Regions from separate parts of the Homo sapiens genome. Here region 2 is linked to region 1. Evidence: chromatin loops called from intact Hi-C (ENCODE). Cell type or tissue: PC-3. All regions are shown on one strand. Each heading gives the region's core, and the rest is flanking DNA. Links, peaks and the distances in the headings are about the cores only.

Region 1 (4,666 bases), core at 311-4,310:
CCAAGTTCTGGCATTACAAGCATGAGCCACCACACTTGGCTACTTTTTTGTTTGTTTGCTTTGCTTTGCTTTTGCTGGATTTCTGTAATTTACATCCAAAAACATTCAAATGAGTACAAAGTTCTACTTTGTAGAGAACCGTCATCCTAAGGTTTTAAGACATCTAAAGCTAATGGTTTGTACTTTGTCACAGCTATTTATAATTTTTTTATTTTTATTTTGGAGATAGAGTCTCACTCTGCGGCCCAGGCTGGAGTGCAGTGGTTCAGTCTTGGCTCACTGCAACCTCTGCCTCCCCGGTTCAAGCAATTCTCATGCCTCAGCTTCCCGAGTAGCTGGGACTACAGGCGCACACCACATGCCTGGCTAATTTTTGTATTTTTAGTAGAGATGGGGTTTCCTCCCTGCTGGCCAGGCTGGTCTCAAACTCCTGGCCTCAAGCAATCTGCCCTCACCTTCCCAAAGTGCTGGGATTATAGGAGTGAGCCACTGCTCCCAGCAGCTACTGTTTATAATTTTGAAAGCAGAAGCTACATATGTCCAGGGATGCTGTACCCAACAGTAACCAATCAGAAATGAAGATGTGTTTTTCTTTTCTTTAGGGAAAAAAATGCCCAGGAGTTCATGACTTAGGCCAGGATGAAAAATCACTTTGGAGTCACAGAGAGTAGCCTGATTTAGAAAGGTAGAGACAATGGAACCATGGAATTACTTGGGAACCTTCCTGAAAAGGATATAGCACCTTGACTAAATCACTGAGGATTGCGTCCCTGAGAAAGGTGAGCAAAAGGTAAATGTGAGAGATGTGGGTAAAGGCAGCAAGATCAGTTACTTCTCCCTTAGGTAGCTCACTGAGGAGGAAAAACCACGGGGGTCCAGGACCTTACTCCGGTCCCTTACTAGTAGCTTGCAGTTTAGAATGGACTGTTTGTGTATAACAGCAATTGCTAGGACTTCAAACATGGACAGCCTTTGGCCAACCTTAGAACTGAAGAAGTGAGATAACTGCAGCATTCTGGGCCAGTCATCACTGTTCCAACTGTGTAGGACTAATCTTTGAGAGGCATCAGCTGCAGCAGAGCACTGTTTTGCCTCTATATCCTTCCACTTTCTGGTAGCCAGAATTGGCCTACTTTGGACTGGATGAGCCTGCAGAGGGTAGGGAATCGATGAGTAAGGGAAAGACAGGGAACCTGAAGAAAAAAATACTAGACTTCCAGTTACGAAGACATGTAAGTCTTTGCTATAGTTTGGACGTGTCCCCTAAAAAGCACGGGCTGGAAACTTAATCCTCAGTGCAACACTATTGGGAGGCAGGGCCTAATCACAGGTGTTTAGGTCATGAGGGCTCTACCCTCATGAATGGATTCATGTCAATTATAAGAAAGCTTCAGGCTGTGAGTTCAATCTCCTGCTCCCCTTCACCCACGTGATGCCCTCCTCCCTCACCAGATTCCAACCCCTCCATCATGGACTTTCCAAACTCCAGAACTGTGAGGAAAAAACTATTTGCTTTGTAAATTACACTGTCTCTGATATTCTGTTACAGCAGTGCAACATGCACCAAGATAGTCCCACAGCGGTTAACTGAAAATGAAAAAAAGTTACTGACTGCTTTTGTACCAGGATTTGTGGAGCACTTTATAGAACATATAATTTCATTTACTATTTGGGCATTCAAAGAAATCTTAAATCATATTCTCTCATATTTCATTTGTTAACTGTGAGGTCTTCAAAAGTATATGGCCTCAATTGAGGACACCATGGGGCTCTCTTTTGCCCAATTCTGGGCAGACTTTTTGTAACATATTTAATGCAGGTTTTTGTATGCACATACTGTACACCTCCAAGGGAGGCAATATAGTTTGTTAACCAGAACTGGAAAATGATTAATTATTTGTTCTCACCCATAGGTGGTAGACATCTGTGGGTATCTCTATACATAAGGAAGACAGCATACTGCCCCTATGTTCCCATCTCAATTAGTTAATTTTACTTAGAAACAAAGTTGTGGACTTGTCTTAAAAATTGCTTTACATTGGCCGGGCGCGGTGGCTCATGCCTGTAATCCCAGCACTTTGGGAGGCTGAGGCGGGTGGATCACGAGGTCAGGAGATGGAGACCATCCTGGCTAACACGGTGAAACCCCGTCTCTACAAAAAACTAGCAGGGCATGGTGGCGGGCGCCTGTAGTCCCAGCTGCTGGGGAGGCTGAGGCAGGAGAATGGCGTGAACCTGGGAGGCGGAGCTTGCAGTGAGCCGAGGTTGTGCCACTGCACTCCAGCCTGGGCAACTAAGCAAGACTCTGTCTCAAAAAATTAAATTAAATTAAATTAAATTAAATTAAATTAAATTAAATTAAATTAAAAAACAAAAAAATTGCTTTACATTTTGCTCTTCTAGTTTTATCTAAGTCACTGCCCCATAGCCTGTGTCCCTTGTAATTTATTAGGTGTCTTTCACAATTTGTAACAAACCCCTATTTTCTAGTCGTATCCCTTTTGTTATTCCACCTACTAGAAATGTGTATTAGTCAGCTCCAGTCAGCTCAATCTTCTTCCTTCAGCCATCACTGTCAGGCTCCCAAACAGATTTCTTCTGTCGCCCAACAGGATCTTGCTTCACCTTCTAGTCTGAATGTTCTGGTAACTTTTTTGTTTGTTTGTTTCAACATAGGCAATTAATCATGCACATTTATGACCTGCAATCTCCAAGAAGGCTTCAGGATGTACCCAGTGGGAGAATTCATGGACTAGTAGGCAAAATGCCAGCTCAGACAGGAATACTTGATACTCTGGTATTTCTGGCTCTAGTAAATATTGCCCAAATCACCATAAAAAAAAGACATTTAAGTGCACTGATTTCGGGGGAGGGTAGACTGCAAAAGAGATCATTTTAGGGCTCTGTCACTTTCTCCCTCGCCTGTCCTCCCCTCAAATATCTTTGTTCTTTTAAATCCTATCCCGTCCTTATTCCTTTTCCCTTTACTATTTTCTACAACCTAAAAGTTGGCTCAGCCTAGAAATAGTACCGGGTAGAAAAATCTTAATAGGGTATATGGTCATGGGTAAAGAGATGGTTGCAAAATATATTGTTGGAATGAGTTGGGGATAGGAGCTGAAATCGGGGAGAAGTCCCATTACTCTGGTAACAAAAAACATATAAAGAGTGAGAGAAGGAAAATCAAATCACCATTTATTACAAATACATCTTCAAACTTGGTTCAATAGTTGTCTCTAAAGCCACTATGTTACAAGATTTTGTTAATGATTTTAGTTTTTTCTAAGTTAAACAAGTAATGCTTGTTCCTTGTAAAAAAAATCAAATAATACAGAAGTCTAAAAAAAATGTAAAACCTCCAAAACCTGATTCCCTGGAAGGAAAAATTGATTACAACTCGGTACTTTTTTGGACTTGCAAATTTTTACATACATGTATTTTTTCAACGTATAATACAAAATATATAAAGGGCCCCTTCTTTTAAAAAGAATTACTTTATTCTTTTGTATGAATAAGATAAAAATAAACATACTCTCAGCATACACTTTACTCTTACTCATGAACATCGTAATTGTTCATATTTGAGGTATATAAATTTGACATTTAATAGGCAACTCTCTACAAATTATTATTTATGAGTCAAAATTTAGTTTATTCAAAAAACGGTGACTAAAAAGCATGATATCTGTTCTTATGCAGCTTAAATTCTATTTGGAAAATAAAGCCACGCCAAAGAAATATTAAAACAAAAATATCAGGAATAAATGCTAATAAAATAATGAAAATATCATAACGTGAAAGAGTGACTGTGTATCTACTTTACATTTTTATGGTATCTCTTTTAAGTCTTATCCACCAAGAAAAAAACTAAAGTATGAGTTTTATACTGTAGTTTTGTACAATTAAATTCTCAAGATTCAAAAATACCTTCCAAATGCTAGCAATTAGGCGTATAAACTCTCGTAGGCTTTGTGCAATGGTATCCTGTAAGGCCAGCTCTTTCTAAGTCAATCACTATGGGTCTGATTGACCTTGGCAGTATTACAGGGTCATATTTTTACATGGCTGAGCTGTTCTTGAACAATTTCTACAATGTACTAGGTACAAATAGTCTTTTCTTCAGCACAAGGCATGCGTGTCTTATCTTCTCACCCATTCTTCTCCTCACTGCCACTCCACCCCACCTTTTCTTTCATTACTTTTATGAAAGAAAAACTATTGTAGGACATGTAAAGAAAACTCGTCCCCACGGGCTTTTTTTCTTTCAGCCTGCCCTTTCTTCATGCTATGTTATAGTTGAAATACTGCACTTGTGGACTCCTGGTTTATTCTTAAGATGGATTTTATTTGTGAGTTTATCTGGTTGTTTTGTGGCTCCAATATCGCAAAGAATAACCTCTTTTCATTTTCATCAGAGGAAGGACAAGAGCTGGAAAGGGATGTGGTTCTATCAGCAATTCGCCTAGGAAAAATTTCAATGTTTTTCTAAACTGTTCTACAAAGGAATTGCAATGTCATCACAAAAAAAGACTGAGATTACAGTTCTTAACTATCAAATATCTCCAATAAAATATAATTTTTAAATAAAGAAATAAGACCCATTTCCATGAAGGCAATCTTTTATTTCCTTTATGCTTCAACCCAGCATAGTGTGGGGCGGAGGGGA
Region 2 (4,666 bases), core at 358-4,357, 90 kb before region 1:
TCCAACATTACTTTGTTAAGTTTCTTGTTAAGTGATACAGTTTTGCTGTGTCCCCACCCAAATCTCACCTTGAACTTAATAATCCCCACATGTCAAGGGTGGGGCCAGGTAGAGATAATTGAATCATGGGGGCAGTTTCTTCCATACTCTTCTTGTGGTAGTAAATAAGTCTCATGATATCTGATGGTTTTATAAAGGAGAGCTCCTCTGCACAAGCTTTCTCTTGCCTGCTACCATGTAAGACATGACTTTGCTTTTCATTCGCCTTCCACCATGATTGTGAGGCCTCCCCAACCATATGGAACTGTGAATCAATTAAACCTCTTTCCTTTACAAATTACCCACTCTTTGGTATGTCTTTATTAGCAGTGTGAGAACAGACTAATACAGTACAGTCATTGACATTGCTGAAACCAAGGAACATTGGAATGGAAAGCACTTACTATGTGCATTCTGCGGTGGATAATGCTTATTAAGAGCACATTCTCTCTTAAATCAATATAGCAATGATTGGAAGCAAATCATGATTTGTTACTGCAGAGTGCACATAGTAAGTGCTTCCCCAAAGTGTGTGTGCTTAAGTTGCATGCATACACGGGTGTGTGTGTACTCACAGGCACATACACACACATACCCTGCAGTGTTCAGACAAAGCTGTGGCTGCTGAACACCTGCATTGCTTCAGCATTTCATTACTCTATTGAAGTAAAACACCTGTCTACACACTTTGGACTTCTGTCACTTTTATATGTACCACTGTTTATTAATAGCCACTTTGTGAGTCGTTTTCCAGCCTTCTGGGGCTGCTTTTAGAATTGCAGACATACTCAGAAGAAGGGAATTCAAGGTCAGCAGTCAGTGTTAAGCAAGTCCTATATTTATAAAATTTTTAGAAATGAATAACTTATCATTCTTCATCTCCATCCTTGCTGGGCTCAGGACCAGCCACTATTTTCACCAAATCTTTTTTTAACACAGGGATGAACATCTAGTGGGCATCTGTGGTTCAAGCTCACTCAAGGTTTGTCACTCTGGTGATTGGCTAAGGAATAACAGTATGGAGTCAGCTCTGCCTTCTCTTCCTGCCAATCTGGCTCACCTCAGGACCAGGTGCAAATTTCACGGGAGCATCTAGCCTCTGAAAAACTCTTCATAGTCGCTGCCATTCTTTCCAGGAAAGAGAAGAATGTGCAGTGATGGACGACGTGTATTTTTGTTGGTGTATTTCTGCATATGTGTTTTGTTTACTCTCTTTTTTTTCCTTTTTTCTTTTTTTAATTTGCTTTTCACCAAACTGGAGTGAGGGCTTGTGCTAGGTTTTGGACTCTGATCTGCCTTTGAAGACTCTTCCAAATGCAAAGACTTCATGTTCCTTGTTTATTATGGAAAAATAAACAATGAAGGTTTGTATAATATTGAGTATGTAGTCAATGTATAATATGGGTAAACAAAAAATGTATGCACAGAATTATGAACAAAGTCATAAAAAATCAACAATTAAAATAAAAGCTATAAAATGAATGTATTTGGTCACATGTGAAAGCCTTCCCAGGAAATGATTAAAGCAAATAATGGGAATTCCTTAAATTTCATCAGGAAACCAGGTACTTCCCTGGAATCTCATTAAAAAGACATAAATTTAAAATGTAACTAATATCTGACAAAGAATAATGAAATAATACATATTACCATGTATATGGTACAGAGTGGACACTTCATAAATATTTCTTTATCACTCAAATAATTGTACAATCTATTTTTATAACAAATATTAGTAGGATTTGTGAAGAATAAAGAAAGAAGAATGGAAAGTTGCCTGTGGATTATCAGAACTGTCCAGTGGTAATTCCTGGCTGCCCAATTTAATCATTCTATTTATTTTGGCAGGCACCTACTTACATGAGGGTTGTGGCAACAGGCTAGGTAATGCAACATTAACCATAAAGAACATTTAACTTTCTCTGCTATAACTCAACACCCGTCATGAATGTTTAGATCTTTATTTGGCTTCTGAAGCTGATTCTTTCAGAAGAACAAAACTGCCTTTGGCAATCAAAAGAAATATTCTAATTTACTTAGTGATAATATTTCCAAGTATTAATTAATACATTGTAATTCTCTTTTAAAAATAAATTTCTGACAGGTGTTGTTACAATGAGAATCTATCCCTCAAAATCTGATCACGAGATCTGTGATTTCTAAATTGATGGAATCAAGATATTTCCACTCCTCTCCTCTCAAAATCCAACCCCCTAAAATTCAGGAAAATAGAATAAAAACAAATAAACAAAAAAATTGAATATATTCATTAAAAATTAATAGATATCTATAGTCCCAGGCCACAGAATTTGAAGACTAAAGTCAATGTAAGAATAATAAATAGTTTAGAAGAGTGGAGGAGAATAAGCTCTTGCAGATGGATATACATAGTTGGCCCCTAAAAGTTATAAAAGACTCAGGAATTGGAATTACGCAGAATAATTTGAAGGAATTAGGGAGAGGACTTGAGAAACTGCTAGGGAGCAATTAGCCTCAAATTTCTGGTTCCCACCCACTCTGAGCACCTTCAGATGACTGCCCCACTAGGGAGCAGTTAGCTTCAGATTCCTGGTTCCTGTCCACTCTGAGCACCTTCAGATGACTGCCCCACTTTTACTACACCTGCGAGCATGAGGCATCAAAGACAGCAAAGTAGCATATTGAAAAAAAAAAAGGAATTAATCTAACTGAACTGTGGACCCTGAGCCTTTCTTTTCCACCAAATTCTAGAATGCTGGTAGCCAAGCTAATAACCCCCAGGTGTGTGTAAGAGAGAATGTACTGCCTCCGAGAAAACTCCTGTGGGAATACAGGCATTTGGAGATTTCACAACATAGAAGCTAACTGGCCAGTTGTGGGAACCTCAGGAGGTTTAGCAGTGCAAAACTGCAGCCTACACCCATAGAACTTTCCATTTACTTCTGAACGCATTGATATTAATTAGTAAAGAACAAAAACATCATAGAAAACATCTAAAATTAAAATGAGAAAAGAACTATAGTGAATTCAGGGAGCAAACAAACAAAAAACAAAACAAAAAAACACTGTAATTTGTATCCCTGGAGAGGTAAGAGAGGTATTGAACCCACAGAACAACATGAAAATGCATAAAAAGGAACACTCATGAAACAAGAAATAGATATTTAGAAAATAAAAATTTAACAAAAGAATCGGAAGATCAAAAACATAAAGCGATAACCAATAGGAGGGAAAAGAGTAAAGAAAATATTAAGCAAAAAGGCCCAACATCTGACTAACAGGAGTTCCATAGAGAAAATCAGATAATTCCTCACTCTGAAGGATGTAAGTCTCCAGATGGTAAAGACTTACTACCAAGTGCCTAAAGCTATAAATGGAAAAAAAGAAAAGAAAAAGCAGGAATAAAGAGGAAACCTTCCAGGGAGAAAAAGGGGATACATTAAAAGATAAGGACTAAAAATTGCTTTTGCTTTTTAATAGCAACATAGAAAGCTAGAGGACGGTAGTGAGACAGCCAAGTATAAAGGGCTCCCCGGAAAACCTCCGACTGGCCAGTGCGCTGGGAGAATGCTGTGGAGCCATGGGAAGTTTGTGCCCTTTCCAGTGGGGAGGAGCCTGGCTTCTCCTGTCCCAGGGTGATAACTAGGGTTTCAATCTGTGAGGCAAGAAACCCACACTCAGGACTCTTGCTTTGCTGAGGGTCCCTATTTCCCTTTTTTACCTTTCACCCAATGAAACCTGCTCTTCTCACCCTTCAAAGTATCTGCCAGCCTAATCTTTCATGGTCATGTGACAAGATCCCAGCTTTTAGCTGAACTAAGGAGGAAGTCCTACAACAGTAGCACAATCCATTTCAGATTCTTGATGTAAATGATATCCATTCTAGTAGTTCACGTCCAATGACACAATCAGCCTTACATGAAAATGAAATAAGGATATTTTATGAAATGTTGTCTTAAAAAAATTACCTTTGATCTCTATTTCTCCAAGAACTAGTGGATGCTCTACCCATAATGGAATAAACCAAGAAGGAGCAAGACTAAAGATCAGAAAGCAGGTAATCCAAATCGAGAGAGACAAAAGAAATGACCAGGAGGTACAGAGGGTCCAAGATTATAGTTGAGAAGAAGCTTTCAAACAGAGGAGAGCCATTTCAGATTGGACAAAAGCACCCCCTGCCCCCACCACCGGAAGGATGCTTCCAGGGGAAAGACAGATGAAGAAGAAATGGAGAGATTACCAGGTAGATTTCACTGTATCGGAATTTGAATGAAACAAGATTTTATACAGCTGTTGGAAGGTGTATGATGACTTAACCATAATTTCAAAGCAAACCAAGAAAACTAGAAGAAAAAGTTTCAGTTCTTAACCCAGGAAAAGATACTATAATAATATACTATAAATATAGTGTGCCACCTGGGTTCACTTTGAATAGCATTTACATTAGTCATAATAATTATAATACTGACTATGGATTTTTCACCACACTGTGATAGGGTTGGATAATGTTTAAAATTAATAACCAAAATAAAGCAATGCTATATAGGACTTGAAAATAAGGAGGCAAGTACCAGAAAAGCTAAGAAAGATGACATTTCTCATCTCCAAAGAAAGATCATATTGGTGAGGAGGATAGTTGTGGGCTGGA

The links. A loop is a pair of places that touch in the nucleus more often than their neighbours do. Peaks named below come from ENCODE experiments on the same cell type or tissue, not always from the same donor. Only the 100,000 strongest peaks of a DNase experiment are listed, where the experiment ranks them.
Region 2: it touches region 1 in a loop (2.9-fold over the local background); 1 of 110 quality-filtered maps calls a loop at or near these places.

What each region holds. Positions count from the first base shown.
Region 1 is chr21:15,190,449-15,195,114 of GRCh38, reverse strand. LOC124905047 (a long non-coding RNA gene) reads right to left here. Exons shown (of 2, transcript XR_007067916.1): 2 at 4,609-4,666. Among named protein-coding and RNA genes, the nearest start is that of LINC02920, 130 kb to the right of the region's middle. In PC-3, for the core only: no CTCF peak of the experiment used is centred there; a DNase peak (open chromatin) is centred at 2,694; H3K4me3 peaks cover 1,509 bases; H3K27ac peaks cover 2,543 bases.
Region 2 is chr21:15,280,090-15,284,755 of GRCh38, reverse strand. It overlaps LOC105369292 (a long non-coding RNA gene), which reads left to right and starts at 1,029. Exons shown (of 4, transcript XR_937592.2): 1 at 1,029-1,403; 2 at 4,009-4,261. In PC-3, for the core only: no CTCF peak of the experiment used is centred there; no DNase peak of the experiment used is centred there; H3K27ac peaks cover 1,053 bases.